Regions from separate parts of the Homo sapiens genome. Here regions 1, 2 and 4 are each linked to region 3. A link is a loop called in an ENCODE intact Hi-C map of the cell type or tissue named here. Cell type or tissue: OCI-LY7. All regions are shown on one strand.

The links. A loop is a pair of places that touch in the nucleus more often than their neighbours do. Peaks named below come from ENCODE experiments on the same cell type or tissue, not always from the same donor. Only the 100,000 strongest peaks of a DNase experiment are listed, where the experiment ranks them.
Region 1: it touches region 3 in a loop (8-fold over the local background); 3 of 110 quality-filtered maps call a loop at or near these places.
Region 2: it touches region 3 in a loop (17-fold over the local background); 5 of 110 quality-filtered maps call a loop at or near these places.
Region 4: it touches region 3 in a loop (14-fold over the local background); 104 of 110 quality-filtered maps call a loop at or near these places.

The regions. Positions count from the first base shown.
Region 1 is chr2:45,639,315-45,647,314 of GRCh38, reverse strand. No RefSeq gene overlaps it. Among named protein-coding and RNA genes, the nearest start is that of PRKCE, 8.4 kb to the left of the region's middle. RefSeq lists silencers at 3,369-3,578, 6,743-6,919. In OCI-LY7, CTCF peaks have their summits at 3,235, 3,474 (motif pointing left) and 7,594; a DNase peak (open chromatin) is centred at 3,484; H3K4me3 peaks cover 625 bases.
Region 2 is chr2:45,436,855-45,444,854 of GRCh38, reverse strand. The region is part of intron 16 of SRBD1 (S1 RNA binding domain 1); the gene reads left to right. Among named protein-coding and RNA genes, the nearest start is that of SRBD1, 170 kb to the left of the region's middle. In OCI-LY7, CTCF peaks have their summits at 4,280 and 4,482; DNase peaks (open chromatin) are centred at 1,622, 4,514 and 4,894; H3K4me3 peaks cover 2,212 bases; H3K27ac peaks cover 7,202 bases.
Region 3 is chr2:44,977,817-44,985,816 of GRCh38, reverse strand. No RefSeq gene overlaps it. Among named protein-coding and RNA genes, the nearest start is that of SIX2, 28 kb to the left of the region's middle. In OCI-LY7, CTCF peaks have their summits at 3,844 and 4,044 (motif pointing left); a DNase peak (open chromatin) is centred at 3,996; H3K27ac peaks cover 744 bases.
Region 4 is chr2:45,491,506-45,499,505 of GRCh38, reverse strand. The region is part of intron 14 of SRBD1 (S1 RNA binding domain 1); the gene reads left to right. Among named protein-coding and RNA genes, the nearest start is that of SRBD1, 120 kb to the left of the region's middle. In OCI-LY7, CTCF peaks have their summits at 4,404 and 4,608 (motif pointing right); a DNase peak (open chromatin) is centred at 4,645; H3K27ac peaks cover 2,752 bases.

The DNA of each region.
Region 1 (8,000 bases), 660 kb before region 3:
CAGCTCCGAATTCTGGCCCCATCTCTGCTCTATATTCTGTTGCAGTGACTCAGGCCAAGCTTCACTTAATACCTGCAAAGAGGTGGAGGGATCAGAGGCAGCCCTATCGAGCTTGCTGATGGATGCAGAAGGAGATGGCCTGGTGCCCCTATTCCTCAGGGCCTGTGACTGTGAGCCCTACTCACTAGGATGCCATTTGGAGAATAGCATAACATTCTTCATCTTCTGTGGGTCAGATGTTGGGTTGTGTCTTGGGATTTTTTTTTTATAAGGGACAGAGTCTCACTCTGTTGACCAGGCTGGAGTACAGTGACACAATCACAGTTCACTGCAGCCTTGGCCTCCCAGACTTGAGCAATTCTCCCACCTCAGCCTCCTGAGTGGCTGGGACTAAAGCCATGTGCCACCATGCCCAGCTAAAGTTTTTTGATTGTTTTTGTAGAGATGGGGTCTCACTATGTTGCTCAAGCTGGTCTTGAACTCCTGGACTCTAGTGGTCCTCCTGCATCAGCCTCCCAAAGTGCTGGGATTACAAGTGTGAGCCACCGTGCCTGGCCCCTGTCTTGGACTTTTAAGATCATATGTCAATCCAAGGGTCTTTACTAAGTACTTGCTATATATAGGATACTAGGGCAGGTGCTCCAGGGAGGATAAATAGCTATATGGATAATCCCTACTCTACCTGGGGAGATGAGTAGATCAATTCAGTCGGTCCTTTATTTAACAGTCAGTAGTGTCATGTCATGTCATTTGGAGCACTAGGGAAACAAAAAATGACAACACAAAATGGCCCTTTATTAGTCAGGATTGGCTAGGTCATGCTGCTGTAATAAGCTCTCCCCAGATCCCAACACCTTAAAAGAACAAAGCTTTCTTCTCATGCATGCTGTAAGTCTATGGCAGGTTGGTTGGGAGCTCTGCTTCCCATTAGCGTCATTCTCACTTCTGGATCCAGGCTGGCTAAAAAGTTACCATCTGGAACATGGCTGGTCATGGGCAGAGAGAAAAAGGATGTCTGGAGGGTCTTACACAGGCAATTAAATAGTCCACCTGGTGGCTCATGCCTGTAATCCCAGCATTTTGGGAGGCCCTGGGTAGCAAAACCTCATCTCTACAAAATAAAATAAAATTAAATTAAATTAAAAAAACATAGCTGAGCATGGTGACGGGTGCCTGTAATCCCTGCTACCTGGGAGGCTGAGGTGGGAGAATTGCTTGAGGAGGCTGCAGTGAGCCAAGATTGTGACACTGCACTTCAGCCTAGGCAACAGAGCCAGACCCTGTCCCCCACCTGCCCCCCACCCAAAAAAATCCATCTGGAAGTGCTAAATATCATTTGTGCCCACTAATTGTTAGCTAGAACCAGTCTCAGATCCCGCCTTCCCCAACCACAGGGTCTGGGAAGTTCTACCATCTGTACTGTCAAGGAGCATGGAATGTTTGGTGAATAGCACTGAAGACTGCCATAGACACTATTCTCAAATGACAGGTGCAGAAAGGTAATTCAAGGTGGCACACAATAAATAACAAATAATCAGCCCACTCAGAAAGCACTATAGGAACTTAGGGTAGCAATAATCACAGTAAGAGTCAGACTGTTTGACCGTCCTCCCTCCCTTTTGCTCTGGGCCACTGCATACAGAAGACTCCAGATGACATGGAGAATCCTGCCTAATATCAGAACCAGCAGCCATCCAAGCTCCTTTCCCCTCCCCGTTATATGCTTAACACCTCATGGGACGTGCAGTTCCTTAAAGCCACTTTAGAACCACGGCAGCACAAAGGAGGCATTTGGGCCCAACAGAACTGAGAAGACTTACTTGTTAAACTCTGTGGGATTTGAGGGATCACTTGGTTTGTTTAATTAATTAATTAAGTTTTTGAAATGGAGTCTTGCTTTGTCACCCAGGCTGCAGTGCGGTGGCACACAATCTCGTCTCACTGCTGCAACCTCAACCTCCCAGATTCAAGCAATTCTCCTGCCTCAGCCTCCTAAGTAACTGAGATTATAGGCACACACCACCATGCCCAGCTAATTTTTGTATTTTTTTTTAGTACAGACAGGGTTTCACCATATTGGCCAGGCTGGTCTCAAACTCCTGACCTCAAGTGATCCACCTGTCTCAGCCTCCCAAAGTGCTGGGATTACAGGCATGAGACACTGCGCCCAGACTATATTCTTTATTGTTATTAAATTCCTCTATTAAATGAGGAAACTGATACCTAGAGAAGTTAACTGACTTGCCAAAAAAAAAAAAAAAAAAAAAAACAGAAAAAAAAACCCCAAAACACTACCTAGAGGTCTAGACCCAAATCTTATACCTTATACATTGACTGTTCTTTCTACATTGCCATGCCGGAACCAAGGCAGCACTATTTAATGATAATCATGTCAATTACATTTTAATTCCTTGGAAACATTTTTATAAACCTAAGGTCTAGATTTGTTTTAATTTATTGGCTCCAAATTAAACTAGCCTTAGCACAGTGCAATATAATAATTCTTTCAATAATAATCTATACTATAATAACATAATTCTCAAGGGAACTATGATGTTGATAGAGTTCTTCCTTAAGTTGTTTGGTAATAAGAGTCTTTAAAACAAAAAGACTGAAAGACTTTGTTGTTCTTCAACTTCTATATTTTTGTGTCTCCTCTCCCAATACCAATAGAATTATTGAGGTATTTTTGGCGGATGGTTTGATGCTACCTGTAACCAAGTTTAACAGCTGTCTCCCAGGCTCCCCTGTGGATATTTTACCAATTAGCAGAATGACTGATCTGATTGTTCAGACTAGGTTATATATCTCTAGCACATTCTGGATATTTGGTGAATCCATTTTTATTTCTAATTTACCTTTCAGGATCAACAAGCTGGGGCTAAAGGGCAAGGAATATTGCCTTTTGTCACTGATAAGCATTTGCGTGTAACAGAATGTGTAACCAGAACTGCTTAAATCCACGGGTTCTGTTGCAACACATGTGTTGGAAAGCTGCGAATCTGTCCCACTTTAAGGCCCAAGTCCTCCATGCACCGGGCCTCATCCCCTAGCTGAAGCTGTAACTCCTCCCTCAACTCTCCTACCGCTTCTTCCTCACGTCTCGTTGGAGTTCCTGCCTCTCCCTAATATACTGTAGTATAGTTCTTTGGTACCTGTCTTTGATCCTGCCACTTCCCTAGAGGTCTTTAAATTTGGAGACCCAGGATGACTCATGTTGGTGCTGCTCGGTATCTTGGACATGGTAAATGCAACTTTGTGCTCTATACACATTTGAAATGAGAAGAGTGTGAAATAGTCTTCTTGTGGGTCTCTTCCCTTCTTGCCCAAATGAGTGCCTTGAGGATGGGTGGGTCTCTTCTCTCTTCTGCAACCCACCCGGCAAGCCTGCAGTGACAAAGTCGCTGCGCGCTCTGATGCCGGGCCGCACCGGGGGGCTCCAGGCCGCCCGCGCCCCACTCCGCGAGCCGACAGCGCCCTCTGGTGGACGCTGGCGCGCTCGCCCCAGTGGCTCCCGAGGCTCTCACCGCCTCCGCTGTCTCCGCTCCCTGTGGTGCCCCGCTCAGCCCCGGACCAGCCTGGGGGAAGCGACCCTTCTACGTCCTGGCCGGTCTAGTTTCTCTGTCGTCGGCTACCGGGTCCCTCAGGTCACCCCACCCCGGCCGGAGCCGGATGGAGAGGCGAAGAGAGCCTTGGGTCTAAAAAGGGGTCCGGCGAGTCCGCCTGCCATCCCGGCTTAGCGGGGGACGAAGGGTCGCAGGGTGGGGGCCAGGAGGCAGCCCCTCTCTTCTCCGCCCCAAGAGACTTCCCAAGGCCAAGGTTGGAGGGGGCGGCCGTTAGGCCTGGAGCCAGGAGAACAGAGACCCACAAGAACAGCAGAACAGAAAGCAACTGGGAGGGAGGGGAGTTAGAGGGGAGCCACAGTCCCAGGAGAATTCCTAAGGCCCCGGAGCAGAAAAGGCGGCAGACCCGGGCAAGAAGGGGACAGGCGTGGAGGGGGCTGGTCATGAGGCCGTTTGACCCAGGGTCACAGTGCAGCCACGGTGGAAAGGTGGCTCATTGTCCAGTCTAATTCAAGCTGTGTGACTTAAGTTACCTGCGCTCTGGAAGCTTCATTGGCTCTTAAGTGGAGATTAGAAGAGGCTAGGACTGCTCTGTGGATGAACGGACTATGAAAGTGTCCTGCACATAGTACATGGCCACTAGGACAACAGCGAGCTAGGGGGATAAGCCAAGAGGAAGACCACACGGCATGGGACCACTGCCGTTATCCACATGCCCCAGGCAGGCGGAGGTCAAATGCAGTCACTCGGTGTATGCCAAAACTGTGCCCCCCAACTTTTTTTTAAAGCAACTTGGCTTTTCAAAGTGAAGAATTCTGTTCTTATCGCTGCATTAGAGCCACAGGCCATCTATTTGACAGTTAAATCCAAGTTGGGTTCAGGAAAAATACAGATAAAGGATTTGTGGTCTAGGTTTGTAAGAAGCTAGAATTTGAAGGTAAAGGTATTCGAAGGGCCTTCAGACAGACCACAGAGACCACCCCTGCATTTTCCCAAACCCGAGGCTGCAGGTCAGCTCCTGAAGCTGAGGTGAGGGTTGTGGGAAGTGGCCGTACAATCCCACTGCAGGCATCGCCTCCAGGATGGGAGGTGCTGGGCATGGGAGCAGGTCAGGACCTGCTTGGAGGCTGCTTCTCGTCATCCCAGCACATAGCTGGGCTTACTTTTCTGAAAAACACAGAAGCCATCAGCTGGGTTTGCCCCCAAACCTGGCAACAGCTTAGGAAGGAAGAAAGAATGTCATTCCTCCATCCCACCAGGTATCATGGAAGCAGGTGGCTGGGCTCAGGCCTCCACCTGTCTCCTGGCCGCACCACCCAGCCCTGCTTCCCAGGGACTCTGCTCTGTGGATCACCCCTCACTTCTCTTCTCCACCCTCGTTCCCTCTACCGGTTGTTTTCCTTCAGTAAGTCTCAGCCCTTTTAAAAAAAATTGTAACCCTTCCTCACCTCACATTTCTGCCCAGCTACCACCTAACCCTCTCCTCTCTGTCCCTTGTTGTTATTTTTCAGTCTCCATTTTCTTTTCTTACTACCCACTCCCTCCTCAGCCCATATCATTGGGCTCACTGAAACATCTCTCACTTCCATGCTGCTAAAACTCATTTTTGTGGTCTGTACCTTATTTGACCACTTTCTTTGCCGCAAATGATGCTGTCTCCCCTCTCGCCTTGAAATGCTCCCTTCTTCTAGTTTCTTTTTTTGTTTGTTTGTTTTGAGACAGAGTCTTGCTCTGTTGCCCAGGCTGGAGTGCAGTGGCACCATCTCAGCTCACTGCAACCTCCACCTCCTGGGTTCAAGCAATTCTCCCGCCTCAGCCTCCAGAGTAGCTGGGACTACAGGCAAGCACCACCATGCCCGGCTAATTTTTGTATTTTTGGTAGAGACGGGGTTTCACCATGTTGGCCAGGATGGTCTCGATCTCCTGACCTCATGATCCGCCCACCTCGGCCTCCCAAAGTTCTGGGATTACAAGCGTGAGTCACCTGCCCAGCCCTTCTCCTAGTTTCAAGGACATCTGAACTCTCCAAGTTTTCTTCCTACTTGCTTGACGTCTCCTTGTCAGTTTCTTTTCTCCTCTTCCTCTGCCCATCTTTTAAATGCATCATTATGTTATAGTTACACTGCAGAATTAGTTATGTTATATTTACATATAACACAGCTAGTGTTATGTAATATGTAAATTATATGTAAGTTATGTTATATTTACATATATGTTATATATGTTATGTTATAGTTACACTGTTAAGACAATAATGTAAAAGTTATCTTGATGAATCATCAGGTGAGTGACCACAAGGTGCTGTGACTTTGAGGGAAGGAAAGATAGATCACTGAGGCCTAAAGTGGTAAGGAAAGTCCCTGTGGAAGAAGAGAGGTGGACAATGGGCATAGACAAGATGCTAGAAGTTCAGAGGTAGAGAAAAAGAATGGACATTCCTGCTGGAGTAACTTCCTACTAAATACACAGAGGGGTGAACCTAAAGATTTAATCCAATGATTTTTAAACATCTCTTTGGGGACAGCACTTTGCTAGGCATGGCATAAAATTGAAAAGAAAGATGAGAGCCCCTTGTTTAAATTTTAGTTACTATTCCCATGAAATGATTAAATAGCACTATAAGGTAGCATTTGATCGAGATAAAGACGGTAGAAAGAAGGCAGAGGTCACATGGGCTTCCTGGAAGTGGCAAAACCCACGGGCTATCATGATCTGTATGAATTAGGGTAGGCTGACTGCTCTAACACGTAGATCCCCAAATGCATAAAAGCTCAAACACAGTAGTCATTTACTTCATGCTCATGTAGCAGTATTGGGTAGGTCAACAAATCAAAAGGGTGGCCCTGTCCTCAGGCTTCCACAGTCACCCTGAAGGTTGTCACCAGTGGAGCCATCCAGATAGAGAACAGATTACTGGGGAGCAAGTCTGGGAGGGTGTTATGGGCCAGGTCACTCGCATCCCATTGGCTAGGACTTAGTCACATGGTCACATATAATTGCCAGGGAGGCTGGGAAGCACAGCCCTGTAGTGTGCCCAGGAAGAAGAGGAGAGCCTGGCTTTTTGGTGAGCAGTGAGCAACGTCTCCCACTGGGTCCTTTCATCCTTTGCTGGAGATAAGGATGATCTGTTTGGGTTAACCCTCAGTGCAGAATTGAACCCCTCTCCATTTTCCTCTCCCTTTCCCCATCTTATTCCGTATAAAAAAGGCTATGAGGACTCTGTGGTGCAAGTGAAAGAGACACAGGTGCAGGTGTGGGCCAAGATAAGGACGATGAGGTGTGATGAAGAGGAGGCCATGCACTGGGCTAGGTGTGTCTAGAGAGGACATTCTCTTCCAGCTTCTCTCCTTCTGCCCATTAAAATGCCAAGTTGCCCTCATCTCTGGTGTGAGTTGTGGCATGGTGGGAGTCATCCCCGACTCTTTCCTGGGAGTGGGAGGAGGTCCATTCCCAACCCACAAATGAAACGTGGTCAGTGTCCTCCGTGCAGGTGACCTTAGAGTTGCTGCAATGCAGTGAAGGCTGATGAGCGAGTCACCTGGCACAGGCTTCAGATGTAATGATGGTCTGTACTTTGAACTTTTTAGGGAGCTTTTATATCCATCCCTCCTTTTTCCCCTCTTCTCAACCACAGTGCAGGGCAAGTATTATTCCCATTTTAAAGACGGGGCTACTAGAACTCAGAGAAAGTAAAGGACTCAAGTGCATCAGATCCAAGAGGAGAGCCTGGTTCTCCAGATCCCCAGACAAGGCTTCCCTCCTATGACCAACCTTGTCCACTTTATATGTGAAATGAGCTGGTGAGTATGTTTTATAATTCCCTGGAGTCTGAGTCTCCAAGGAAGCCCCCCCACCCCGCCAGGCAAAGGCCACTGCTCCAGCTGGTGCGCTGCACAGAGACCCAGGCTCAGACATCAGGACCTTCCATCCGCTCTTAGCTGCTGACCTGGCCTGGGGGCTGGGGAGGTGAAGAGGTGAGTGCATTGGCATCAGAATTCAACAGGCAAGGCACTGTTCTGCACACGGGGAAACAAAGCCCACACTGCCCCCTAAGGGGCCTTAACAGCCCCTTGGACACCTTGCTGAATGCTTTCAGAGGGGCACAAACTTTACCCCACCTTTGGGTTAGGGTAGATGTCGCTCAAGCTTTTGCCTCACTGAAGGATTTCCTATTGACGGTTAGTCTTTTCCCTATATCTCTCTCCCTCTGCCTCTCCCCTGTCTTCCCTTTCTCTGAGCCTGTTAGACCTCAGGGTTAACTTCTGACAAAGGAAGCTTTTCTGGCTCATTTTGTTCTTGCAAATGCAAATGTAAGCTAACCAGGAAAGAAGGCCAGGGACCTCAAAGCAGGTTGGTGTTCTTCCTGGAGCGTGAGAACCAAGTATGGAAGCCTTCTCCTAGGGCCTGAGATGTCTCAGGGAGCTTGGAGAAAAGATG
Region 2 (8,000 bases), 460 kb before region 3:
CGTTGAGTGGTCACAGGGCCAGAGGCTTTGTCTCTTACTGATACCAAAGGAGTTCCCCAACTTGAGTGGCTTCTGATGCCAGTGCAGAAGAGCATTAGTATTTGAGCAGTTGAGAAGTACATTCAGAGGAAATTTAGAGAAAAAGATTATTGAAATTATCCCAATTATGATGCCAACTAACATATGTATGTGATTATTTTTAACTAAAGAAGAAGGATAAAGAACTTTGAACCAGTATAGTGTGGTCCTTTGTCTATTTATTTGCATATTTTGATTTTTAAATAATGAACAAAAAGGATTCATTCAAAGCAAAGCTATTTTAAACTTACCCTGAAAAGTTAAAAGTGATTCTTTGGGAAAAGAAGGAAAAAAGATTTAAAAAAAATTACCACTGTCCCACCTTCACCCAAGTGTATACAGGAGGTTTCCATGTCTTTACATATTAACAAGCTTATTTCTTTACTAAAGTTATGTGGATATTTTGGTAAAGAAATGATAAGCTTGTTATTGTTATCTCTAACTTCTAGGCTCAAGTGACTCTCCCACCTCAGTCTCCTGAGTAGCTAGGACTACAGGTGCACCACCACACCCAGGTAATTTTTAATTTTTTTTGTAAAGTTAGGGTCTCACTATGTTGCCCAGGCTGGTCTCAAGCTCCTGACCTCAAGAGATCCTCACGCCTTGTCCTTCCAAAGTTATGGTATTATAGGTGTGAGCCACTGCTCCTGGCCAGTATAAATATTAATATGTTCTGGTGTTAGTACTGTAAAATGGATTTTCTTATGTAGAGCTGTTGAAGAACTTTAAAACTTCCTGTAGATTCTCTGTAACATTTTGTATTTTGCCCCTTAGAATAAAAAACAGCTGCACCAGATTATGAATATTTCTCTGGAAATTCAGCCCTGTAATAGACATTTATGGAGTACCTGTCATTAAAGATTAAGCGCCTGGTCTGATGAAAATTACTAGATATGCGTAAGAAAAAATCTGGAAGCAACACTCTTTGTAAAACTAGTGGGTAGTTATCACCTCTTTTTTTTTTTTTTTTTCAAAATAACTTCAGAACTATTTGCATATAACCACTGCAAAAGAGTTGTTTTGTTTTTCTTTGTTTACTTAGCTGCTTACAGTATACACATTTCCACTTTATTCCCTGATGTTACTGGTTCTTCTCCCTACCACACCCTGCCTGTCTGCCAAAGTTTTAGATGTTTACAGTGTTCTTCCCATCTGCATGCTAGACAGTTTCTACCTTAAACACCATTGATCTCGTCCCTGAACTCCAAACTCCATATGTCCACCTGCCATCTTAACCTTTCAATTTGGAAGTCTAATAGGCTTCTCAAACTTAACATGTCTAGAAAAAAACTGTTGACGTCCCTCCACTAATCCCCCCCACCAAAATTTTAAAATTAAAACCGCAGTACTGTCTTATCCTTCCCTGTTTCTATTAATGGCATCATCATCTGCCCAATTAGTAAAACTGCAAACCTGTTGTCATTAAAAACTTCTTGTTATTAAGATTCTTTATTCTTCCTTTTGCTTCATCATTCTCTACTATTAACTCCATCTGCTTCTTTCCCTCTTTTTCCTCCAGCTACCTGACTCTAGGCAGCCATCATCTCCCTCTTGATATACTGAGAAAGTCTCTTACCAGGACTTCCTGTTTTCACTTTTGTCTTTTTAAAATCCATTTTCTACAGCATAATTTTTAAAAAGTATGTCAGATCCCATCTCTGTTCCCGTTGTCTCTGGAATAAAATTCAAACTCCTTGCCATGGAGACTTACAAGAGCTTGTCTACTCTCCAGCCTTATTTCTTAGTACTTTCCCCTTTTTTTGGTTATGTCTCAGCCAGATTGCCCTCCTTTCAATTTCAGCACTGTAGCTTGTTACTACGTGTGGCCATTCAAAACAGTAGATATTTATTACAAACTTACTTTTAGGGACGAGACACTACTGCCTCCAGAGAAGGAAAGAAATTTTGTTAGAATATTATAAAAGGGTGGCATGTAAAGGTAGCTAGACTGCCTTATCTCCATTTCTTCTCAGTGTCAGAAAACTCTCAAACTAAAATGGAAATAAGTTGCTGATTCACTTTAAAACCCAAACTTACTTAAAATAAACTGTCAGTTCTAAGCTGAGATTTACTCCAATAGAATATTCCCTTGATGGGTTGAGAATGAATAAGATGAATTATCTGAGTCCTGATCTTGCTCATATAGCTGTTTCTTTAAGGACCAACATTTGGTTCCTATACCGTAGGATTCTCTCCCTGGTAAAGAGGAGTTAGTAATATCCATATCTCTTTTCTAAATTCCAGAATTCTTCAATTTGTATTTTCTTTAACTCTGTGACCTAGCCGTTGTCCACGGCACAGTTAGTCTGTGGGTCAAATGGGTGTGGTTTCACCTAATTCTCCCAGAACGGGAGATATTGCAGGAAAATGAGTCCTACTACAATGAACATTAAAGAAAAGATTATGTCTAAAGGCAACATTTTCATATAAGTTTTTTCCCATATCTATTAATTGCATCAAGGTATGTGTCTGTACCAACGTATGCTGTTGGACCTTTCTGTTAGAGGTGCTTAATTGGTTTCTGACCATGTCAGTTATAAGATAGAGAATCTGTCTGTGGTAAATGACATCCCATAAATGAGTTTCATAAGGCTTGACCTGGGAGCTGACATGTCAGGACTTCCTAGTGTGTCTTTGCATACCGGTTCTAAATCTCCCAGCTTCTTTGGTATCTTTTTATTGTATGACAAGATGCTGTACTTTAGTTCATGTTTGAAGCGACAGAAGCTTAAGTTTTGAGTTCCCAGGAAAAGAAAGACTTAAACATTTCCAATTAAAGCATCAGAGATTAGTCTGACTAGGGTGTGAGTTAACAGGAACTCTTTATTGACCTAAAAACCTACCCAGAAAGTATTGGCATGAGAATTTGGCAGCTTGGAGTGGGAGGGCCTATGGCTATGGTCAGTCTTAACATGTTAGGACATCTTAAATTTCACTTTAAAATTTCTGAGTTTGCTGTTGATTGATGCCTGCTAAGAAAGCGTTTCTATAATAGGAATTGAGATTGTGCTGCTGTAATGCCCTCAAGCAATGCCACGTCACCAGTATCTCCTCCTATTTTAGGGCAATTCTTTTTCTTAAACCAAATTCCCAGCTTCAGCAAGAAGAATCCAAAAGCCGAACTGTTAGAAATTTGTCCCTGGTTTTTCCTTCCTTTACCCAATTTATTGAGTAGCTACTATGTACTAAGAAGCATGGTGTTAAGAAGTGGGAATACAAAGAAAAGTCTAAATGGCCAGCAAATGAACAAAGAGATCTTCAACTAAACCAGTACTTAAGGAAATAAAATTAAAGCAGCAGTTAGAGTGAGTACGTACTATGTACCAGGATACAATAACAAATCATATTTATTTACTTACACACATACACACCTGTGTGCATCAGGTGATAATAAATACTATGGATAAAATAGGAAATGGGGATAGGAACAGTATGGGAGGCAGAGTTTTGCAGCCTGGTCTTCACTGCCACCAGTGCATGAGGCTAGGTGTGGAGGATCATTGCAGATCACATGGAGTGCCTGGGCTCTGTCGCCATGGTTATGTAGAGATGGGACATGGAAGCGAAAGGAAACCTTTCCTTTCCATATTAACTCTCTGACTCCACATTAATGTGGATCCTGTCCTGGCAGTGTCAGCCTCAGGTCTAATTTGAAAGGTTTACTGTCTATAATAATAATGGGCTGGAAGCCAGTTCACATCTGACTACATGTGTGGCCACATACATGTATGTGTATTTGGGAAGAGAAAATGTATCTTTAGAACTTACTACTGGAAACATTAGGAAAGAGCCTTTTTTCTACATGTGGAGAAGAAAAGCCTTTTTTTATTATTATGCGTTAATACTCTTTTTTTCTCCAACCTCTGTCTCCTCAAACAGACAAATAATTTAAACATGGCTGTCAAAATTTCTGAACACCAGGAGGATGCCTCCCTGCCTTCCCTCCCTCCTTCCCTCTATTTCTGTCTCTCTCTTTCTGTCTCTCTCACACAGAACCATAGTTTCAGATCAGATTTTCTACACACTGTTTTAATTTATTAGAAGGGAAAAATTCTTTCTTATGGCTAAAAGTTTGCACTCTTGATTTTTCTAAAGTCCACTTTTATGACTAAGCTATAAATCTCTAAAAATAGAGATTTACAGTGGAAATGTCAACTCCTTTGTATTATGTCAGGTCAAAATGTGTAGCTAATTGGTGTGCATTTGTTCATGCATATGTCATGAGCCAGAACTATGTTTTAGCCCAGTGACCACACATGGGGGCAGATAGGTGTGGTCCAGTTCAGATATACTAATGTTTTCTTTGTTTATGGTAAATTAGAATAGTGCAAGGTACTGGTTTGGAAAAATATGTGGGCAAGGCAGACATTTAGGATTTATGAACCTTTACTTAGCCAGTATTGCCCTATCATTCGTCCACCATATCGACCTGTATCCACTAGGGGACATAAGAACACCTACTGGAGGAAAGAATGAAAGTTTGTCTGCATTAAAATTTAAACACAGGACTCTTAGATAACATACAAAAAGACTCATTTTTTTAGTTTCATGATTCATAAAGAAGTTATATATTTTGTTTAAATTTTAATCATCACCAGAAACTTTTAAAGGCAGGATCAGTATCTTAACGTCTATTTATGGAATGAGAACCAAACAAGCAGCTAACTAGCAAGCTTGTGTCATTAACTGACTACCTATGTGGTCTACAGAAGCTATGCTGAGAATGATTCTGGCTTTACAAAATACTTTATATAGAAAAGGATTACCTTTTAGAGTCAGGAGGTGAGACATCTGGGGAGGACATCTGCTATCAGATTGCAGTGGACAAAAACCAGAAGTGTTCTATATTTTGCACCCCGGCCACTAGCTATGAAACCCGAGAGACAGATGTTAAGGGCACTGCTGTTGTCTTCTAAACTGATTATCTGGCCTACCAGGTTAGAAACTTAGGTTGTATTTTTTACTTATGGTTCTTTTTTTTTTTCGGTATGATCTACCTGCAGAAAAAAATGCAAAGATTTTAAGTGATACAGTCTTTATAGACAATTTTTGCTTTTTAGTTGGAGTTTTTACTAACATTTAATATAAGTATTAATATAACTGAATTAAGGTCTACAGTTTTGCTGTTTGCTTTGTTTGTCCCATCTGCTTTTTGATCATTTCTTGTTCCTTTTCTGCCTTATTTTGGCAGAAAATCAAATCATTTTTAGTTTTTCATTTTAATTCTGTTGACTTTTCAGCTATACTTCTTTGCATTTTTTTTAAAGTGGTTACTCTAGGGATTATAATACACAGTCATATCTTCTCAGTCAACAGTGGTTAATATTTTACCACCTCACCTCCTTCTTTGTGCTATATATATATGCATATATATATATATGCATTCATCAATTGTTTTATATATATATATATATATGTCCTAGAATACCATGTTTTACTTTTTGCTTTCTGGTTTTATGTCTTTTAAGTAAAATTAGAATAAACACGCACAATTTTATATTTACCCATATATTTTCCAGCTGGTGTCAATTTCCTTTAGTCTGCAAAATTCCCTTTAAAATTTTTTTGTAGTGTAGGTCTGCTGGCAATGAGATCTCATTTATCTAAAAATCCCTTTTCCGTTATCTTTAAAGATATAGAATTTGAGGTTGACAAGTGGTTGTGGTGTGTGTATGTGTGTGTGCAGCACTTTAAAGATACCGTTTCATTGTCTCCTGGCCTCTGTTGTTTCTGATAAAAAGTTAACCATTACTCATATTGTTGTTCCTCCATATATAACATGTACATTCTCTCTGGCTACTTTGACAATTTTCCCTTTATCTTTGTTTTCCAGCAGTTTGACCATAAAGTTTCTAGGTATAGTTTTCTTTGTTTTTGTCCTTCTTAGGGTTCACTGAGCTTCTTGCATCTTTACATTATGTTATGTTTTTGAAAAAATTGGGGAAAGTTTTGTTACTACTTCAAATATTTATCTGCCCTATTCTCTCTTTCCCTCTCAGGACTCCAGTTACATATAGTTGTGCATTGTGATCTTGTCCCACAGTTCATTAAGGTTCTTTTATACCCCCCATCCTCGCCTCTCCTTCTTTTTTTATTTCTGGTCTTCAGATAGGATAATTTCTGCATATCTCTCTTCGTGTTCACTGATTTATTTATTTTTCTACTCCAATCTGCTGTTAAGCCCATTCAATAATTTTATTTCAGATGCTGTATTTCTTTATTCTTTGTTTATTAAAGCTTTAATTCCTTTACTGCTGTTTACCATCTATTCATTGATTTGGGACCATATTTGCCTTTAAGTCCTGGAGCCACTTTAAAGTTCTTGTCTGCTGTTTCCAACATCTGGGTCATCCTAGTTTGGTTTCTGCTGGATAAGTTGACCCATTATTCTGTTATTGGTCACATGTGCCTGCATTTTTGTATGTCTAGCTAGTTTTATTACATGGTGGATATTGTGGATGCTCTGTGTTGTTGAAAATACAAATTTTGTTGTCTTCCTTTAAAGAGTATTGAATTTTCTTCTGGTAATCAGATAATTAACTCTCAGATCAGACTATCAGATCAGAATGAATCATATAGGGATTTTTTTCAAGACTTATTTTTAAAGCAGTTTTAGGTTCGCAACAGAGCAAAAACTACAGAGAGTTACCATATAAATCTTCCTGCCACATATGCACAGCCCCCTCCAGTCTCAACATTCTGCACCAGAATGGCACATTTGTTACAATTGATGAATGCATATCATTATCAGTCAAAGTTAATAGTTTACATTATGGTATAATGTTACACATTATGGGTTTAGACAAACAGATAATAACCTATATTCACTATTTATAGTATCATAAAGACACTAAATTTTAACAAAATCCATATCAATTATTTCTATTATGAATTGTGCCTTTATTGTTGTATCTAAAAAAGTCATTGCCATATCCAAGTTTAGTTAGATTTTCTCCTATGTTATTGCCTAGTTTTATGGTTTCATGTTTTACATTTAGGTCTATGATTCATTTTGATGTGAGTTTGTTTCATTTTTTGTCTTTGTTTTTGAGACAGAGTCTTAGTCTATCGCCCAGATTGTAGTGCAGTGGCACGATCTTGGTTCACTGCAACCTCCGCCTCCTGAGCTCAGGTGATCTTCCCATCTCAGGCTCCTGAGTAGCTGGGAATATCAACATGTACCACCATGTCTGTCTTATGATTCATTTTGATTTACTTTTGTTAAGGGTGTAAGATCTGTGTCTACATTCATTATTTTGCAAGTTGATGTCCAGTTGTTCCAGCACCACCTGTTGCAAAGATACCTTTTCTCCATTGTATTGCCTTTGCTCTTTTGTCAAAGATCAGTTGACTCTATGTATATGGGTCTTTTGGTGCTTTCTATTCCATTGATCTATTTGTCTTTTTTTTTTTTTTTTTAAACCAATACTGCAGTGTCTTGATTACTATGCTTAGTGTAGTATGTCTTAAAAGTTAGATAGTGTCAGTTCTTTGACTTCATTCTCTTTTAATACTGTGTTGGCTGTTCTGGGTCTAATTAGCTCTCTATATAAACTTTAGAATTTTAATTGGGATTGTGTTGAATCTATAGATGGGAAGAACTGACATCTTGACAGTATTGAGTCATCCTACCCACATACATGAAATATCTCTCCTCTTAGTTCTTTGATTTCTATCAATAGAGTATTGTAGTTTTCTTCTTATAGATCTTATACATATCTTATTAGATTTATACTTTAAGCTTTTGGAGGGTGCTAATGTAAATGTACTGTGTTTTTAATTTTAAATACCACTTATTTATTGCTGGCATATAGGAAAACAGTTTACTTTTGTATATTAACCTTGTGTCCTACAACCTTGCTGTGATCACGTATTAGTTCCAGGAGTTTTTTAATCAATTCTTTTGAATTTTCTACATAGAC
Region 3 (8,000 bases):
CCTCTGCCTCCTGGGTTCCAGCGATTCTCCTGCCTCAGTCTCCAGGGTAGCTGGGATTACAGGTGCGTGCCACCATGTCCGGCTAATTTTTGTATTTTTAGTAGAAACGGGGTTTCACCATGTTGGCCAGGCTGGTCTCGAGCTCCTGACCTCAGGTGATCCACCCGCCTTGGCCTCCCAAAGTGCTGGGATTACAGGTGTGAACCACCACGTCCAGCTGTAATTTTGAAAAAAACATATCTTCCAAAATACCTGAAGGCAAAGACCTTACTTATTTTTGTATATTTAATATTTAGTATATTATGTACATTTGTATAGTACATGCTTAATAAATATCTGCTAAATTAATGGAAAGATGGAAATAGATTCCATTGGTCTCCAAAGTTTTTGTTCATATGCTGAATCAGAAAAAAATATTTGAGCATGACCCATATATGTATTTTAAATATATAGTATACGATATTATGTACATTATAAACCACATAAAAATTATTAAAATTGAATAAGGTATAAAATTAGCTCTAACATTTTAATATCTTATTTTTAACAGCAATACCAATAGTAGATGCAAATTTAACAGCAATACCAATAGTAGATGCAAATTCATATTTCAAATAACCTCCATAATTTTTATTTTTTTTTGGTCTGGCCTTGTCTGATCTGACCAGGGTATTATTGTTTTCACCTCATAACATGACAGATGAAGTGTCCAAGCCAGGAGCTGAAATGCCTACTCTGTCATTTTTTTTCCCATTGTTTGATTGTATTAATTGTCTAGTTTTTCAATCTAAAGATTGTTTACAAAAATCTTTGAAAGTTTCTTAACCATTTGGGGATGGGTAATTTTACTGAAGCTAGATCCCATTGTCTTGGCACCCATAAACTCAAGCATTTCTGTAACACAAGGCACACAAATGGCTCAAGTCCCCACTTGCAATCCTGTTGGGGAACACCCCCTCTTCCCTTGGCATAGCTTGTGTATAGCAGGTAACAAATACCCACCTGAAACACAGCCTGAAGGTGGGTGTCAGTGTCAAATCTTATATAAAACATTAGTAAAGGCTCACTTTACATTCTTTAGGTAAAATTAAAATACGAATGAGAGTTCTGTTATTTTGGTGTCTCACCCCAAGGCATCATTTTGTGGACTGAGTCATCGACCTTAGGTATCTAGAGAGGCTGCCTTGAACCTTGACAAAAAGGTTTTAAATAGAGAATAAAGACTAGATTTAGAAAGTGTACAGCTAGAGGCAGATACAGAAAAGCTAACTTCAATTAAATAACGTGGTTTCAAAGCATGGTGGCAAAAGTTTTTATACTTGTCCTATCAAGAGGCAGAATTTATCTCCCTTCTCTTCCAACCTGGGCAGGCCTCTGACAATGAGGATGTGGTGGAAGTGGTGTTACGTAACTTCCAAGTCTAGGTCATAAAAGGGTATGCAGGTTCCACCTCATTTACTGGAACTCTCCCTCGCTCACTTGGGGAGCTCTGAGCCTCCCTGAGAGAAGCCCAACTGCCCTGAGGCCCATGATGTGCTCTAGTTGATAGGTCCAGACCAGCCCAGCCTTCCAGCCCTCCCTGCCAAGGCACCAGATGTGCAAGAGAAGCTGTCTTGGACCCTCCAGACCAGCTCACTGGCCAACTAAATGCCCCACGGAACAGAAGAATCATCCAAGCGAGTGCTCTCTGAATTCCTCGTGCACAAAATCATGAGATAGAAGAACACGGTTGTTGTTTTGGTTTGGTTTTGGTTTTTTGGGGTTTTTTGTTGTGGTTGGTTTTGTTTTGAGACAGGGTCTCACTCTGTTGCCCAAGCTGGAGTGCAGTGGCACAAACACAGCTCACCGAACCTTCAACCTCCTGGACTCAAGCCATTCTCCTACCTTGGCTTTCCAAGTAACTACAGGTGTGTGCCACCACACCTGGCTATTTTTTTTACTTTTTGTGGAGATAGAGTCTCGCCATGTTGGCCAGGCTGGTCTCAAATTCCTAGACTCAAGCGATCCTCCCACATCACCCTTCCAAAGAGCTGGGATTACAGGTGTAAGACACTATACCCAGCCTGTTGTTTTAAATCACTAAGTTTTGGGGTAAAGTGGTTATGCAGCAGAGGATTACCAGACAATAAGGAAAGTGTTTTTCAAAACCCGAGGTCTCAAACAGTGGGACTCACCACCTTAGGAGGGAGTAATTGTGGCCATTGTATCAGTATTCACTAAGAATTGGATGGGCCGGGTGCATTGGCTCATGCCTGTAATCCCAGCACTTTGGGAGGCTGAGGCAGGCAGATCACCTGAGGTCAGGAGTTCGTGATCAGCCTGGCCAACATGGTGAAACTTCATCTCTACTAAAAATACAAAAATTAGCCAGGGGTGATGGCGCATGCCTGTAATCCCAGCTACTCAAGAGGCTGAGGCAGGAAAATCGCTTGAACCCAGGAGGTGGAGGTTGCAGTGAGCTGAGATGGCACCACTGCACTCCAGCCTGGGCGACAGAGTGAGACTCTGTCTCAAGAAAAAAAAAGAAAAGAAAAGAAAAGAAGTGGAGAAACATTTACCAAGCATGATGGGGAGGTAGCTGTGTTGCACAGAGTGCTGACCTTGAAGTCAGATGACACTAATAAATCCTGCCACTTAGTAGCTAGGAGTCCTTGGGTGAGTCACTTCACCAGTGTTCCTCACAGGGTTGCAGTGAGCATTAAAGAGCTATGAACATCATCTGCAAACTGGAAGGGACCCTGCTGCTATCAAGTTGTCAAATTGCAGGAAGGATGCCTGCATTGGGTAAGCAATTGAATTAGGTAAGTGAACTCTGAGATTCTGTAAAACCAGGATCAGTCCTAACTCATGTAGTAAGGTGTAAACATGTGTAAAAATATATGCTCTTGGTCCGGCGCAGTGGCCCATGCCTGTAATCCTGGCACTTCGGGAGGCCGAGGCAGGCAGATCACTTGAGGTCAGGAGTTCGAGACCAGCCTGGCCAACATGGTCAAACCCCATCTCTACTAAAAATACAAAAATCAGGCAGTTATGGTGGCCTGTACCTGTAATCCCAGGTACTCGGGAGGCTGAGGCAGGAGAATTGCTTGAACCTGGGAGGTGGAGGTTGCAGTGAGCTCAGATGGTACCACTGCACTCCAGCCTGGGTGACTGAGACTCTTTCTCAAAAAAAAAAAAAAAAAAAAAAAAATATATATATATATATACACACACACACACACACACACACACACACACATATGTATGTATGCTCCAACCTTATCGGTCCAGAGTCCATCTTTCCAAACACTGTTCAGAGTGAAATCCAGATGATCATCTGCCTTGTGGCTTTACCTAACCCCTGAGAGATGTTTAAAAACCCTATTAATCTCTTGGTGAAGGGAAGGGGGTGTCTGTGGACTCCAAGTTAAAAGGATTTGTTTTAGAACAGTATTTCTCGCAGTGTGGTTCCAGCACCAGCAATATTAGCATTATCTGAGAAACTATCAGAAATGTAAATTCTTGCCCCCCATCCCAGCAGATTTACTGAATCAGAAACTCTGGGGTGGGGCCCAGCAATCTGTGCTTGAATAAGCCTCCAGGTGAGTCTGCTATGAGCTCAAGTTACCTTATGATTAGGCTGACAAAGTAAGCAAATCATACACGCTGAAGATCCTGATGGCAGACCTCTGAGAAGAGGCGGAGGGTCTGGGGACAGTCGCAGAATGTGGGAGTGATCGAGAGCATCATTTATGACTTGCCCAAACTCTTCCACAGTGTTCCAGGTCTGGAAGGACCGTCAGTATTTCTGACATGTTTATGAAGGGTTGTTCACGATTCTCAGATAAAGAATCAGAAATATCGAGGGTTTGGGGATGAGAGTGGCTTGGAGAAGGTCAGTTGGAGAGAAGATGATGTGGGTTTCTATGAGATATTAAAGCCCTAAATACAGAGGAGAGGATTCCCAGACAGCTGCCTCACATCACTGCCTGCAAATTCGGCTTCCATCGCAGGCGACGGAGACGCGGAAGGTAAAGTTATGGCGCCACCTGCTGGAGAAACGTAGGCTCGGATTCCCTCCACTTGGAGATTCCGTTCCTCCCTAACACTCAGCCCTAAAGCTCAATCCTCCAGAGACCCCAAACCTGCAAGGGTGCCATGTACCAACCAGGTGGAAAACCACTGTCCTGCTTACCAATACGACTTCAGTTTTTCAAAGCTTGTGCTTTGGGGTCTGAGAATTGCAATGTTACAAGCCTAGCAATCTTTCCCAAAGGAGACTGGTATAGAATAAACATGCTCCAAGTTCCTTAAAAAGATAGGACCAGAGGAGGTTCACCTATCCATAAATAATCAGCCCCCCTTGTCAGTCCACCATAGTGAGGGTCCTCTTCCCAGACCAGGGACAGATGCTGCCAAGGCTCCGGAAAGAGTCATGGGCCCATGAGAGATACGCCTTTCCTGGCACGTGAGCCATCAGAGATCCAAAGCCAGTACCGGGCACTGATGAATGTGCAAGCACTCCACTCTGTGTAGACCAGGTCTGAAGGGCTCCATAATGACCCAATCATGGCAGCAGATGCCCTAAAAATGGCTCCCTCCTCTAGGGATCATTAGAAAGCTATTAAGGATGTCTAATTATTTCCTAGTGCTAATAAAGATGCCAATAAGCCAGGCAAGTTTTCTCACTTTTATGGAGATAATTAGAAGGCCAATTATTTTTTATGTCCATAAAAGAGTGAAACTTTAACCGCTGTCCCTGCAGCTGTATTTTATACCACCCTTGTGACAGAAGCTGCTTTGTAGCACTTCATTACGCATTAACAAGGATCTCGGGTTTTTAAACTCCAAACCACAGTCTACCCCAGATTCAGAGTTAGTCTGAAGGAAGTGGAGCAGGAAAATAGGCAATAGATCATTCTCTAAGACTTTGAGGGGAAGGAGTCATCTTGGCCATGCATTCTGCTTCGGAGATTGTATCCTACCCAACTCTAAGGCAGTGGTTCTCAAACTTGAGCTCATAGCAGACTCACCTGGAGGCTTATTCAAGCACAGATTGCTGGGCCCCACCCCAGAGTTTCTGATTCAGTAAATCTGCTGGGGTGGGGACAAGAATTTACATTTCTGATAGTTTCCCAGATAATGCTAATATCGCTGGTGCTGGAACCACACTGCGAGAAACACTGTTCTAAAACAAATCCTTTTAACTTGGAGTCCACAGACACCCCCTTCCCTTCACCAAGAGATTAATAGGTAGAATTCAAAGGGGTCCATGACTTTGGTTGGGAAAAGGCTTACGTCTTTATCTTCACTAACTTCCAACTGAAATTTAGCTTTTTAAAAAATGATGAATGTAGGTAACAGACCACAGTAGTGATAACAGCAGTGATAACAGATATTTTCCAATCCCATTACAGTAGTGGCAGGTTTCTGCAAATATCATCTATGCTTATCCGTGTTTTAAAACTCCAGTGGTTACTAGTCCTGCCAGTAGATTTTATTCTTTAATCCATTAATGGAGAAGCACATATTACTATATCACTGCTTTAAAAATATTGTGATAACTGTATTTCAAAATGATTGGTTTCCTTTGATGTCCTATGTATTATCTTTTGTGCGTTTGAAAGTGTTATTCAGACTGCCCGGGGAGGAGGGGGGAAGGGAGGAGGGGGGAAGGGAGGAGGGGGGAAGGGAGGAGGGGGGAAGGGAGGAGGGGGGAAGGGAGGAGGGGGGAAGGGAGGAGGGGCTATGGCACACAAAAAAGTGTAAGAATCTTGCTCTAAAGGTATGAAATTAATCCTCAAGAATAACTCAGAACTTCCTTCAAGGAAAAGTTTAAAAGAAGTGATAATGCTTGGATAAATGAGGAGAGGAGCGACAGGGAGGTAGCTGAGAGGCAGGGGGATGGATGAGATGGCCAGGTTGTTTTACCTCAGTGATGAATGGAGACCAAGAAAAGTCCACTTGGTCTTCCCTGTGCTCTTCACAAGAGGTTAGGTCAGGCCTCTTAAAACACTATCCCTCGGCCAGGCGCGGCGGCTCATGCCTGTAATCCCAGCACTTTGAGAGGCTGAGCGGGGTGGATCACCTGAGGTCAAGAGTTCGAGACCAGTCTGACTGACATGGTGAAGCCCGTCTCTACTAAAAATACAAAAATTAGGGCAGGGCATGGTGGCTCACGACTATAAACCCAGCACTTTGGGAGGCTGAGGCGAGTGCATCACCTGAGGTCAGGAGTTCGAGATCAGCCTGGCCAACACAGTGAAACCCCATCTCTACTAAAAATACAAAAAATTAGCTGGGTGTGGTGGTGAGCACCTGTAATCCCAGCTACTCCGGAGGGAGGCTGAGGCAGGAGAAACACTTGAACCCAGGAGGCAGAGGTTGCAGTGAGCCAAGATCACACCATTGCACTCCAGCCTGGGCAACGAGAACAAAACTCCGTCTAAAAAAAAAAAAAAAAAGCCGGGTGTGGTGGCAGGTGCCTGTAATCCCAGCTACTCAGGAGGCTGAGGCAGGAGAATTGCTTGAACCCAGGAGGCAGAGGTTGCCGTGAGCTAAGATCGCACCATTGCGCTCCAGCCTGGGCCAGAGTGAGACTCTGTCTCAAGGGGAAAAAAAAAAAAAAAAAAAAACGCCCCTCAATTCTCAACATGGCGTGAGCAGTGGCAATAGCAACTATATAGCATTAATATTTTAAATATTATGAACTTCTATCAGGAACCATATGGTTATTAAAGACTTAGGTGTATCATATATTCTCTGGGAGATCCGATTTTTTGTTTGTTTGTTTGTTTGTTTTGTGAAACAAGGCATCACTCTGTCACCCGGACTAGAGTGAAGTGGTGCTGTCACATCTCACTGCAGCCTTGACCTCCTGTGCTCAAGCGATCCTCCCACCGCAGCCCCCAGAGTAGCTAGGACTACAGGCGCATGCCACCATACCAGGCCAATTTCTGTATTTTTTGTAAAGTTAGGGTTTCGCTATGTTGCCCATGCTGGTACCAAACTCCTGGGCTGAAGTGATCCACTTGCCTCAGCCTCCCACGGTGCTGAGATTACAGGCATGAGCCACTGCGCCTGGCCTGACAGTGGTCATGATTTTATGAAGTGCAGAGATAGAAAGGCTATCCACTCAATAATTCAGAGATGAACCTGATCTCTAACTCCAAATCCTGCACTTTCCAGCCAGTTGAAGGAATGGGCATGTGTGTGGTGTGTGTGTGTGTGTGTGTGTGTGTGTGTGTGTGTGTGTGTGTGTGTCTGGAGGACAGAGTTGGGAGAGATGGCCCCTGTCATGAAATCCTTCTCTACCCCTTCAGGCAAACAAACCCTGGCCCTGTGGTCCCTAGACCCAACCCCAAAGTTCTCCTTTATATGAACAAAGGAAAGAGCCTGGGATCTGGAGTCAGAGATTTGAGTTCCAATGCTGATTCTGCCATTGTAATTCCAGGTGATTTACTCAACCTCCCCTAACCTTAGTCTCTACCTCCGTAAAATGAGTTTACCATCCCCCTGGCGTGGCTGTGGTGCCCAGTGGATGCTTAGTAAATGCCAGTGGCCATCACTCTTACACCTTCCTCTGCTCCAGTGGCCCCATACCAGCACTGTCTCTCTACTTCCCTGTCAATCTCTGTCATTTTGGCCTGGCCACACTTCTCCTCCCTCCTTTTCCAACTCATCCCAATCTTGCTTACACCTAAATCTCCTAACTCTCCCAGAACTGGGCATCTGAAAATAGCTCACTCAGTATCTCCAGCTATGCAAAAGAGGGCCTGATTATGTCTTCCTTAAAGATTGCTACTGGCTGTTGCCTGAACAGAGGAGTGGGTGCCTAGTCAGAGAAGAGAGATGGTTTCTTCCAGCAAGCCTTCCCTAGAACAGTTCAAATCTTTCTGGCATATTTCTTTGCCAGAAAAAGTCTGGAACTTGTTTTGACTTTGTCCTTCCCCTCTCCTGTGTGTGTTGAGACAAGTCCCCCAAACCTATGGCTTTGAGTGCAACCCCCATACTTCTACATC
Region 4 (8,000 bases), 510 kb before region 3:
ACATCAAGCTAAAAAGCTTCTGCACAGCAAAGGAAACAGTCAACAAAGTGAAGAAGCAACCTACTGAATGGGAGAAATTATTTGCAAACTATCACAAAGGGATTAATAACTAGAACATATAAGGAAGTGAAACAGCTCAATAGCAAAAGAAAACCCACAAATACTGTGATTAAGAAATAGTCAAAAGACCTGTACAAACATTTCTCAGAAGAAGACATACAGATAACCACTAGATATATTAAAGAAATGCTAAGCATCACTAATCATCAAAGAAATGAAAATTAAAACCACAATGAGATGTCATTTCACCACAGTTAGAATGACTTATCAAAAAGGTAAAAAATAACAAATGCTGGAGAGAATGTGGAGAAATGTGAACACTCATACACTGTTGGTGGGAAGGTAAGGTAGTATAGCCATTGTGGAAAATTCTATATGGGTTCCCTAAAAAAAACTAAAAATAGAACTGCCATATAAGTCAGCAATCCCACTGCTAAGTATATATCCAAAAGAAAGGAACTCAGTATATTGAAGAGGTATCGTACTCCCATGTTTATTGCAACACTATTCACATTAGCCAAGATATGGAATCAATCTAAGTGTCTGTCAGCTGATGAATGGATAAAGAAAATGTGGTATGTATACACAATGGGATATTATTCAACCATAAAAAAAGAATGAAACCCTGTCATTTGCAGCAGCCTGGATGGAACTGGAGGCCATTATGCTAACTGAAATAAGCCAGGCATGGAAAGACAAATATTGCATGTTCTCACTCATATGGGAGACAAAAAAGTTGACCTCATGGAGACAGAGAGTAGAATGGTAGTTACCAGAGTTGGGGGGCATGAAGAAGTTATATAGAAGGAATAAGTTCTAGTATTCCGTAGTACAGTGGGGAAATTATAATTAACAGTAATTTATTATATATTTTTAAATAGAAGAGAATTGTAATGTTCTCAACATGAAGAAAAATAGATGTTTGAGGTGACAGATATCCCACTTATACCCTGATTTGATCATTACAGATTATATACAGATATCAAATTATCAATGTACCCCAAAAATATGTATAACAGTTATATATCAAGTAATTTTCAAAAATTAAAATGAGCACACACAACTTTCTGTTTCAGAAAACCATTAAGAGAATGACAAGATAAACCAAAATTGGGAGAAAATAATTGCAAATATTGTATCTGATAAAAGACTTGCAGTTAGAATACGTAAAGAACAGTTATGACTCACTAGTAAGGAGACAAACCAATTAAAAATGGGCAGAATAGATATTTCACTAAAGAAGGTTAGAAAAGGCCAATAAGTACATTGAGTAAATGGTTTACATCATTAATGATTAAAGAAATATAAATAAAATTATAAGTAGATAACACTTCATAGCCACTAAAATAGCTATAGTAAAAAGAGAGACAAATAGTAAGTATTGTCAAGGATATGAACAAACTGGAGCCTTCATTCATTGCACCTAGGTAGTTTTCTTTTTTGAGACGGAATCTCACTCTGTCGCCCAGGCTGGGGTGCTGTGGTGCGATCTCAAGCGATTCTCCTGCCTCAGCCTCCTGAGTAGCTGGGATTACAGGTGCATGTCACCATGCCGGGCTGATTTTGTATTTTTAGTAGAGACAGGGTTTCACCGTGTTGGTCAGGCTGGTCTTGAACTCCTGACCTCGTGATCTGCCCACCTCAGCCTCCCAAAGTGCTGAGATTACAGGCGTGAGCCACCACGCCTGGCTGGCAGTTTCTTAAAAAAAAAAATTATATGAAATTGAATTTTGGTGATGGTTGTACAACATTTACTAAAAGTCATTGAATTATATTCACTTAACATGGGTGAATTTTATGCAATGTAAATCATACCTCAGCAAACCTTAAAAAGTGTGGGCCCGGGACCAGAAGTATCTGATTCACCAGAGAACTTCTTAGAAATGCAAATTCTCAGCCACAGTGAAGTAGAAACTGTGGGGGTGTGGCTCAGCAATCTGTTTTATGAAACCCTCCAGCTAATTCTGATGTAGGCTCCAGTTTGAGAATTACTGCTCTAGATTGAAGGAAAGTTAAATGGAAATGTGGGTTGTTTTTGGTACCGTTTATGTACATTCAGTCTACCCTGTTCCTGTAACTGCAGGAAGGGTTTGAATTAAGGACTGTTCTAGTAGAATTAAAGGAAATTATAGGGCAATGACAGTAAAAATAAACTGGCCTTTCATGTTCTTGGTATGTCCCCATGAGAAGCTCTATGATTGTGATGTTTGTGTACCACATGTTAGTAAATTCCTGTGTTCTTTTAGGCTTGCCATTAATGAACATAGCATAAACAGGTTCATTTGCCATAGCGACAGTAGAAGTTTAGATCCTTGAAAGGAATTATGTCTCCTAAATATTTACACAGTGTAATATAGCAGAGTCAGAAATGTGCAGTGATCACAAAAAAGTAAAGATCTGACTCTAGATTAAGAAGCAGCCGGCTGAACTGAGCAACTCATTCTTTCCCTCCATCTGTTCAGTGTACTTTAAAAACTATGATTAGAAAAGAGGCTGATCTGTACATAGCATGTGTTTTCAGGATTTTTTTTCAGCATTAGCTGGGTGGCCAACAGAAATTTTGAAGGTTGAGGCTGCTCCAGAATAGATCTTCAAGATCCAAACTGGAGGCTACTGGGTGGTGAGTATGTTAGATGAAGTTTGTAGATAGGGTCTCCTTTGACTGGATAGTGGTGACTCCTGCTGAGGTATAAGTTCAGAGGAAAGTAGAGGTTGTGGGGAGAGAGATAAACAAATGTAAGAGAAGGGAGAGAGGGAGGAGTGAGGAATGGCATCATGAATGTATGTCATTTGTTAGTGGAGTTCGCTGAGATTGTAACAGTACAGTATAGAAGCATATTAGTGAATGTAGCAGAAACCATTGTTATTTCCAAAACTTTATTCAGCTATAGGTAAAAAAGAACTGGGCTGTTTGTTGCCGGCAAAGTATATCGCTGCTTCTATCTTTCTCTTTTTAATTATTATTATTATTTTACTTTTTACTGTTGTTTCATTTTGCTTTTTTTCTGTTTGTTTATTTGGGGTTTTCTTTTTTGTTGTCATTCTTTTTTAATGCTTTTAATAGTCAGTATTATTGGGAAAATATAGCAAAATATTAGAATATTCTCAAAGTTGGCTAATTCTGTCTTACGTTATTAGATAATGATGGAGTAGAATAATTTGCAATATGTTTTATTCTAAAAAATCTATGCCATAGCAATCTGAACTTCTCATATTTATTACTGGACAAACTCCCACAGATGCATTTAAGCTAAAAATAAAAACAAAACAAAACATAGGAGCAGTGGAAGAGTAAATGATGCAAAATGATGCAAACTTTTCCCTTTGTTAAGCAAACTTCACAATTCTCTGTGCAGCTCTCAGATTTGTATCTGAATGAAGGTGCACTTGAAAAGTATAAACAAATACAGATAATCTGGTATTATATGAGTAAATACAAATTTGAGTACAAAAGACATAAATAATTTTGGAGTTAAGTGCAAGAATCAGGAGAAGCAACTTTTGGGTGCTTTGTGGGGATGGCAGGTGGGTTGACATACCATGTTTTTTAAGCCAATACATTTCAAAATGTTGACCAAAGACCATTTTAATTATAAAATTAGAATAGTGTTTATTCCCTGCCCCCTTAGGTTTTGTATCTTGTTAGCAGTGAACCTGGAATGTTTATAGTACTGTTGCAAACAACGGTTTCTTCCACAGTTAGTGTTCCTTCCTCTCTATGAGCCTGCTTTTCCTGTCCCAGTATCAACCAGGCCCTTGCCTCTTGCCTAGTCGAATGCCACTTACGCATCAGGTCTTGTGTTTGGTCCTGTGGCAGTTTTTTTCTTTAGTTTCCTTAGTGGTACCATTAAATACTTTATGGTATGGCAACAACTTTATGTTGGTATCAGATACAGGTAGAGAAAAAAGATAAAAGAGGGATTTTGAAAGAGAAAAGCAGAATGCGGGGAGAGAGGGAAGAGAGAGAGAGAGTGAGATGCTTACTGTGGAAGGTAAGGGGAAACAATTTCTGCTTACGCCATTCTTTGTTGAAATTTCTTCTACCTCAGTAGAGGTACTTAATCTACAAATAGGAAACAAACTTTCCATCTTTTTTGTCCTTCAGTTTGTTGATTTGCTTTTCCCCATGATGGCATTTGAAGGTACCATTGAGTTTGTCATCTCTGTGAAGTTTGGAACCCCAAAATCCAAATTAAAGCTCTGCTTTTTAGTTGGTAATTCGGGTCTGTCCATTTTAGGTTTATTTTGTGGTTGGAAAGTGTTCTTTTCATCCACTGTGGTATGGGGCACCAAAAGAGAAGTAGCCAAGATAATTCTGTTCTTTTGAAAGACTGCTCTGTAGCTAAGATTTGATAGGATGTCCATCCTGGAGTATACTTAGATCCTCTGGTTGGTAGACTTTTTATTTTCTCCCAGGCTTGGTGTGGATCCTCTGTGTGATAACTGTACCACTACTAGAGTTGTTCTCTGTGGAAAATGATCATCTTTTTTGAAACATAACAAACTTAAAAAAACAAAAACAAAACGCTGGTAATTGAAGAATTGCTTCTAACTTGTCCTCCACCAGATGGTGCTAGTGTTACGTATCTAAAGGTAAACTCCTTTGGTATTGAAGTAAGGAGGTTGTGTATTTTCTTTCTCTTTTTCTGCCTCACCATATTTTGCCCTTAGTACTTTTTCATACATGCTACTTTCCTGGCATACTGCTGCATCACTTCACATATTTTATATTGTAGATAGTGAGCTGGTTATGCCTTAGTGATCATGAAGGATAACTTGGGAGGCCAAGTAAAATTCAAGAGGGCAAGGACCAAGTGAAATTTAAGGATGTATAATTTGTATTTTCTTATAAGATTTTTTTAATCATTCATTTGCTTCTTAAATGGCCTGTGTGTAAAAGTTGAGAACTTATTCTTGACTTTTCTGCTTAGCTATCTTTCTTTTATGTTATCATAATGATGTCATAAAATGTCATTGCTTGAGATCTTCTACAAACAAATGATGTATTTACCAAGATTTAAGTTCACAATAACTTTAAAAGAAAGCTTGGTAAATTAAAAAAAAAAAGTTGGCCATTATCTGATATGATTCCCTGACCAATTAATAATTGTTCTTACATTTTTAAACCTTTTCTGATTACATATGAGTATTACATGGTTATTGCAGAAAAACTTAAACAAGAATACAATTAAAGTAATAATACATGTTTAAATACTATTAACATTATATTACATAAGCCTGCTTTTTCTTTACCCAGTTTTAACTTAATAATTTATCATAAATATTTTACATGAGATAAAAATATTTTACAATAATAATTCTTAATGAAAGCTTAATTAAATGAACACTGTAATGATAGGCATTTTTTTCCACTTTGTTTCAGTCACAGTTGTGCTATCATAAATAGTGCAGTTTAATTTTTTTGAATTTTTACATTTCATTTGCATGTATTGCTAAAAATATAATAGCTAGTTCAGAGAGAATGTACATTTTTGTGATTTTTGATCTGATTTTCAATTTACCATCCAAAGAGTTCTGCAGTTTGAAAGTCTTTGACGGGACATGATTCTGCTTGTTTCCGTATGTCCTCTTAATCACTAGATTACCTAATTTATTTTATTTTTTTTTTTTTTTGAGTTGAAGTTTCATTCTTGTTGCCCAGGATGGAGTGCAGTGGCGCGATCTTGGCTCACTACAACCTTCACCTTCCAGATTCAAACGATTCTGCCTCAGCCTCCTGAGTAGCTGGGATTACAGGCATGTACCACCACGCTTGGCTGATTTTTTTTTTGTATTTAGTAGAGACTGGGATTCACCATGTTAGTCAGGCTGGTCTTGAACTCCTGACCTCAGGTGATCCACCCACCTGGGCCTCCCAAAGTGCTGGGATTACAGGTGTGTGCCACCGTGCCTGGCCTTACCTAAGTTTTTAAGATGACTAGATATTGCTCATTTGAGAATCCTTGAAATGATAATTCATCATTACATAAAAGAATTTAAAATTGCTTTGATATTTTCTTAGAAGTAAGCTCTACCCTTTAAGCATTAAATCTCAGAGCCCCCACTGTTCGTGGTAGTTTAGTTTTTGGCCTTGTCTCCTATCCCTAAAATACAAACAGCTATTCTTTTGATACTTCAGAACAGGTTATCTCATATGCAAATAATTAAGATTTATGTTGGTTCATGTTTTTAGTGCTTTGTATTACTCGTTGAGAAACCTAGTGCAAGTCATTTAACCTCTCACGATATGTTTCTCAGTCTGACAAGTTGGAAGAATGTTTTTTAGATAAATTATTTTTAAAACTTTGAGATGAGCTAGGCATTTGGCATAGTGGCTTTTTAATACCTTCATTTTTGATAGGCAGAAGGAAGGAAAAGGGGAAGATGCTAGATATTTGTAGAGCCTGAAGAATTCTAATATACTTTTGTAAAGAATTAAAAAGGTATCAGTCAGTGTTGAGTAATTATATCCCAGTTGATTTTTGGTATCTTACTAAATAACTGCATTTTTATTTAAGCAAATTACTTTTAAATTAAGTTCTTCTGTTAACATAAAAGAGCATGTAATTTATTTTAAAATCAGAAAAACCAAGTTATTTTCATATTTGGGAAATGGGAAGAAAAGAGATTCATGCAGAGTCTTCATGAAATCTTGTAAATGAAGGTGAAAACTGTTAGCCCAGTAATTTAAAAAAAAAAATAGTTTTGGCTGGGCGCAGTGGCTTGCGCCTGTAATCCCAGCACTTTGGGAGGCCGAGGCAGGCGGATCACGAGGTCAGGAGATCGAGACCATCGTGGCTAACATGGTGAAACCCCGTCTCTACTACAAAATACAAAAAATTAGCCAGGTGTGGTGGCGGGCGCCTGTAGTCCCAGCTACTTGGGAGGCTGAGGCAGGAGAATGGTGTGAACCCGGGAGGTGGAGCTTGCAGTGAGCGGAGATGGCGCCACTGCACTCCAGCCTGGGCGACAGAACGAGACTCTGTCTCAAAAACAACAACAACAACAGAAAAAACCTAGTTTTTCTTTCTCATGAAAATAATCTCACCTTCCCATCTCAATTTGGCAAAATATAATAATGATAATAACATTCCTTATGGTCAGAATGAATAGTCACTGTAAGAAAAGTTTTTTGAAAACCTAGTTTTAAACGGTTCATCAACATACAATCTGTCATGGTAGAAAAGACTTGTAAACTGTAGAGATATCAATTCTGTTATTTAAACGTATATCTTTTATACAGAAAACAAATTATATTGATTAATGATTAGCTTTTTGTAAGTAACACCATTGAATTTTACCTAAGATAAAACTTAGCATTTTTGTACTGGGCGTAGTGGCTCACGCCTGTGATCCCAGCCCTTTGGGAGGCTGAGGCAGGTGGATCACCCGAGGTTGGGAGTTCTGATCAGCCTGACCAACACGGCAAAACCCCGTCTCTATTAAAAATACAAAAATTAGCTGGGCATGATGGTGGGCACCTATAATCCTAGCTACTCGGGAGGCTGAGGCAGGAGAATCTCTTGAACCTGGGAGGCGGAGGTAATAGTGAGCCGAGATTGCGCCATTGCATTCCAGCCTGGGCGACAGAGTGAGACTCTGTCTCAAAAAAATAAATTAATTAAATAAAGCAGCATTTTTAACTCAATAGGGTTTTTGTTAAAAAATTTGAAAGTGAATGCGTTGATATTGTAGGTACTTTACTTGCTTTTTACTTTATAAGTGTGTGGTTTGTTTCCTTAAAATAAAAATCCTAAAAATAGTGCTTAAATAAAATATCTTAAATTATCAATTTAATTATAGAGAATTGGCATATTAACTTTTAGATCTGGTAAAATGTAAATTCAATGCTAGCTTCTGAAGTGTACTTTCTTATATCTAAAGCTTGAAATACTAATGTATTGGTTTAGGTGAAGGTCTAAACTATAGCAATTTGAAGG